Regions from separate parts of the Homo sapiens genome. Here region 2 is linked to region 1. The links are chromatin contacts, found by Hi-C or POLR2A ChIA-PET in ENCODE. All regions are on one chromosome and are shown on one strand. The core of a region is the stretch at or near the end of the contact, and the rest is flanking DNA. Distances in the headings are between cores, read along the strand shown. Region 1 overlaps LINC01812 (long intergenic non-protein coding RNA 1812). Region 2 has its middle 21 kb from the start of LINC01812.

Evidence for each region. A loop is a pair of places that touch in the nucleus more often than their neighbours do. ChIA-PET counts read pairs that join two places held with the same protein, here RNA polymerase II (POLR2A). Pooled maps may share reads with other maps.
Region 2: a loop to region 1 is called in a map of astrocyte of the cerebellum, with 2.9 times the contacts of the local background. The contact joins two enhancer-like sites. A Hi-C loop is called at or near these places in 3 of 168 maps with a recorded cell type or tissue (DLD1, astrocyte of the cerebellum and endothelial cell of hepatic sinusoid) and 1 of 50 pooled maps. POLR2A ChIA-PET finds 5 or more read pairs at or near these places in 3 of 52 experiments (HEK293, endothelial cell of umbilical vein and naive thymus-derived CD4-positive, alpha-beta T cell).

The regions. Positions count from the first base shown.
Region 1 is chr2:67,796,694-67,799,298 of GRCh38, reverse strand. The region is part of intron 2 of LINC01812 (long intergenic non-protein coding RNA 1812); the gene reads left to right. Among named protein-coding and RNA genes, the nearest start is that of LINC01812, 28 kb to the left of the region's middle. Within about 2 kb of position 1,302, at least 3 of the 41 ENCODE cell types and tissues checked have a DNase peak (open chromatin) inside an H3K27ac peak, as active enhancers do.
Region 2 is chr2:67,845,170-67,847,774 of GRCh38, reverse strand. No RefSeq gene overlaps it. Among named protein-coding and RNA genes, the nearest start is that of LINC01812, 21 kb to the right of the region's middle. Within about 2 kb of position 1,279, at least 13 of the 41 ENCODE cell types and tissues checked have a DNase peak (open chromatin) inside an H3K27ac peak, as active enhancers do.

The DNA of each region.
Region 1 (2,605 bases), core at 53-2,552:
GGCCTCCAGTGCAATCTGGGAAACCAATGTCTATTGAAGAAAGGTGTAGGCTTTTTTTATTTTTTTTTTGTATTTTTAGTTTGCTTATCTAAGAAGAAAGTGAGCATGTGCCTTTAATTACTTTATATGTATCCCTTTGCTAGAATCCAGTTTTACTGAACATTTAGAATGCCTTTGCTTTAAAAGCAAAAACTTGTTTGAATAAGGACTAATTTTTCAACATGTGGACAAATATTTGAATAACTGGTGGAAATAATAAATTACTAGCAGAAAGTGACTTCATTGCTCTTAAAAGCAAAAAAGCACCCTTGGGAATTTCAGAGAAATGACTCCATTTTCATATCACTCCCTGTGGTAGCCATTTGATCTCGCTCTGGGGTAGACTGGGATGCAAGTTTATTTTTAATAAGAGAGCACCTACGCATTTTCTCTGGGAAAACAAGCAGAAGAATGGACAGTGGGTGAAATCGACCAAGATCTCTAAAAGTAATGATTACGTTTTAGTTATTTTCTTCAAGGAAAACTTGCTTGTAGGCACTGCCTTGAAGCAGTGTTGTTCTTTCCAAGGAGTTTAACGAGTGCTCATTATTTTGGCCATTTGCACTTTCCTGTTTCTCAGATTCCAGCTGCATAATCCAATTACAGTTTGTGGATCTGGTTGGAAACTGGGCCAACAGGGGAATTCAGATTTTGAGCCATGTCAGTTTTGGGGAGAGAGAACTATTGTTGGATCCAGGATGGTGTTAAGAAGCAAGGCTCTGACAGAGTCAGGCCACCTGGTTTAATCTTGGTCTAGTTCATCCCAGCTTCAGGTTCTAGAACAGCGACTTAGCCATTCTTTGCATAAGCTCTCTGGGCCTCAGCACTTCATTTGTATGAGTGTCTGCCTCACAGGGTAAAGGAGGGGTTTAAATGAAACAATGCACATGAGGTGCTTGGCATGTAGCAACCAATGAATCTGTGTTACCTGATACTATTACACTGAAAACACAAAAATGGTAATCTTCTTGTTTCAGGATTGGCAGAATAGCACTCAGTAGATAAAACGAATACATTTGCAATCCACGTGTGGCTTTTTCTCTAACCTCACACACATGCAAACCACTCCTCACACATATCACTGAATTTTCTTTCTCTGGTGCACAGACGTTTTTACATGTTGCCTCTAGAGTAGGTTAAAAAGTTTATATTCTCTTTTAAGATGTTTTCCTTTTATCTGCCCAGTGATAATCATTTCCTGTACTCTATCTACGACATCATTTTCAAAATATGTTAGTGGCTGGTTTTTCTGGCATCAAGCCAATGTTGCTGGCCTGAAGTTTCTGGAATCAAAACATTAATTTCGGAAAGTCTTGCTAAAGGCTGGGCACGAGATGTGTACACAAAATATAAAGTACACAAAGTTGAGCATCCTAAAACACATACCACCTTGCCACTTGGATGAAGCCCAAGTTTTGTTGCATTTTCTGGCATTGAAGCCTTTTGGACTGGCACCCAAACCCAGCATGTTTCTCTATCTGAGGTCTCTGGACGTCATCCCCTTTAGGCTTCATGAATTCTTCCATGTGCCAGAAATAAATGCAAACTTTTGCTTGTTTGGGCATTTTACTATGAGGACTTGTTAGATTTCATTAGATTTTCAACATGGGCTTTGACCTAGAAAGGATAAACATCTTTGTCTTACCTGAACCTTCCTTCCACCCTTCTCGTGCTGGAATCCCACTGCTGCCTGTAGCCACATGCTCATCTCTACCCCAGGGTCTTTTCTCACAATATTTAACATATTCTGCTTTTCGACATGCCCACCCCCTCCTGCTGCATCAGCATTTGATACCATCATTTATTCTGTGACCACCTCCACAATTTTTGGTTCATCCTCTTATTACCTGAACAATTTTTTATCTAATATTTTTTCCTTCAAATCAACTATTCACTTCAATATATTTAAAAAAGAAACTAGTGCATAGGTAACAAAAGATAAGTACGAAAGTTGGAGAAGACTATGGCCTCAGAGAAAAAATATTTCTATTGTAGCAGAAATAAAAGCCAAAGACTGGTGATGTCAGAGGAGGGGAGAGGATGTCAGAGGAGGGGAGACCCAGAGAAGATTGGGTGTGGGGCTGGTCATCTCTGTTCTAGGGGATGAGAACAAAAATCATCAGGAAAACAGTGGGGACTAGGGATGGGCAGCAAATGAGGGAGTCTGGCTGACCTGTGGGAAAGGAGCTAGCACTCGTGTAGGAGAGAAAATGTGCATAGGGCAGGAGTGGGAAGGAGGGGAGCGGAGAGACAGGGTTTCGGAAATGGACACAAGGTGTTGGGTGAAAGATAGTGCCTAGGGTGAGGCTGTAAATGCAAAAGCTTTGGAAGCTGCAAAAAGATAGAGGCTGAAGAGGGGTAATGGGGGATGGGTGAATATGGAGGGGAGAGGTGATACAGGCTGGAGGCTAAGATTTTAAAAAGTGCATTTTATAGAGGAGGGTGTGGGAAGGGAGTGCAGAATGTCCCAGAATAGGGGTCTGAGGAGCTGGAGGAGACACTCTGAAATGGGCAGGGGCAGCATGTGTATATGTATATGTGTGTGTGTGTGTGTGTGTGTGTGTAT
Region 2 (2,605 bases), core at 30-2,529, 48 kb before region 1:
ATCTTACATATCCCAAATTTGCTTAAAAACCGGGATTGAGTAGGTAGGTGAAGTTGTGAGAGGAGGGAAAAAGTAAATGTCTTCTGTCTAATGACCTGAAAACAAATTTGCAAGATGGTTCTGGTAGAAGGAATTTTTTCCTCTTGGAATTACTTGTAGTTAAATACACAAAGAGTATAGCCAGAAGGAAGGGGTTTGTAAAGATAAAATACATATTTCCTTTTGAAACCTTTTTTTTTTTTTTCAACATATGTGACCTTAACCCAAACCCTAGTCTTTACTTCCATTTTGCTGAGATTTAAATAAAACAAACTAAAATTTGCAGGGAAGCCTGCCATAGTGTGTGTGTATTTTTTTTTTTTTAACTTTCCCCTTTTTTCAGGAGATTCTGGTAAATGAATTGAATAAATGTACTTAAGAAAAAAATCAACTCAGCTGGCACAAATCACTAATATCATGGGCTAAAGATTTCACTATTTTTTACAAGCCTTAATAATTATATAACTGTCTAGACAGCACTGTCCAGTAGAAATATGATCTAATGTGTATGATGCATAATTTAAAATTTTCTAGCAGCCACATTAAAAAAGGTGAAATTGACTTTAATATATTTAATTTACCCCAATTTATCCCAAATACTATCATTTCAACATGTGGTCAATGTGAAAAATCAATGAGATATTTTATACATTTTTTTTTTTTTTTTTTTTTTTTTTTTTACAGAATATCCCAATTTGGACTAGCCACATTTTAAGTGGCCAATAGCCACTCGTGGCTGGTGACTCCTGTATTGGACAGAGTAAGTCTAGAGGGCAGAGATCGTATCTGATTTACTCTATTCCCTTCCCAGTTTAACAAACCAGTGCCTAAATAACTGATTATTATTATTATTTTTTAAAGGACTGATTTTTGATCATGAGTGTTTTAGAGTGCTAATGTCTCGTTAGACGTTCTGGGAATAGAGCTGGTCAACTAGAAAAAGGAAAAGTTGTTCTCCAGAGACCCAGGCTTTTTGAATAGAAGAAGAAATGTCCCTAGAAGAAATGTCAGGCTGTGGGTTCCACGTTTTCTGGAAGTTACCCCCTTGCAAACAGGCAGGTTCAAGGCATCCATTTTTTTTTCTACCCGTAGGGGGAGCTCTTGGCCCTTTACTCTTAATAAATTCCAAGTCTGGTTCTCAGAGGCCGGCAGTTTGGAGTTCTTTCACCTGGGTCTGTGGAGAGGTTGTTTTTGGCTTCAAACCAGCAGTGCTTTCGCAATCTCCACACGTTACGGCTGCTGAAATGCGAGGACACCAGCCGGGTGGCGGCTTGAGTCTTGTGATTCCCAGGCAGTCCGGCGAAATGATAAACAAAAGTCTTTTGTGCAATATTAATAAGCTTTAAGCACTCCCCAGCCGAGCCCCTTGTCATCCAAGTAAGTCATGTGTATCAAAAGCCCTTATATGTGAAAGTTTGTTTTCATATCTGGCCAGCGTTGAATGGGAGCCCCCTTTGCCATGTTGTAAAACAAACATTTGTTTATTTTGTGAACAGTGCTGGCAGTATGATACAGGAACTGGGGGCTGAATGGAGAGACCCCTTTCCAAGGAGGCGCCTTTGAAAACCTTTTTGCTGGACCATTCCAACTGTCAACTGATCTTGAGTTCTGTTTACATTAAGACAATAACAGTGTTTCCTAAATAAATAAGTTAGGGACACCCGTGGGCCTTAATGAAACCCCATAAATGGGATGGAGGGGTGGGAGTGGGGAAGGAGTTTTTGTGCTGTGCAGAAACAATGGCCAGTTCATCTTACGGTGTCCCCAAGGCTTGTGTTTTTAAGACAGAAGGGGGCCTTTGTGTTAATTACACTGATAAAAACTCCCCTGGCAGGGCTTCCCCTGGACCGGTGGCATAAAAGATGTGACATTTCGCCCGTGTGAATGCCACACTGCCAAACAGACATTTTCTTAAGCAGAGAAGGCCAGCCCCCACCCCCTCTTCCTCACCAGTTGATCAGCTAACCTCTCCTGGTGTGTAGAGAAAATAAATAAAAACTGTAAGACTAAACCATCTGCTGCTGGGGGTGTCTGGCTTCTTTCTTAGTTGGGTTGGAGCTTCCAGGAATCCATCCATTTTGGTTTCTGAACGGTCCAAGTTGTCCTCAGGTAGGATGGACATAGAGGCAGACGGCTTGTAGTGGAGGAGGAGATGTTGCCCTGAGAGTTTGGGTTTCAGTGGGTTTTCCTGGGAAGCAGGAATTTCAGCTTGTTACTGGAAGTTACATTTCTGAGCAAAAGACGTATGCTAGGTGAAGACTGAAGGCTGAAGATGAGGAACCAGCAGGGCTCACTGCTTGTAAATTAGAAAATAATTTTCTAAATACTATGGTACTGCCATACAAAGTCGCTAAAATAGAGACTGTCATACAAATATTTTCAATTATAAGGATTTCTTATTTGTTCCACAGAAACATATTTAATATACATTTAATGTTAACATTCATATAATTTCATAACTTGCTTTTTTTTAGGTTAGTATTTTTTGATGGGCATTTTCTCCAACTTGCCACCTAATTTTTATAATGATCATTTTCAGTGAATGTACAATCTTCTAAGTGGATAT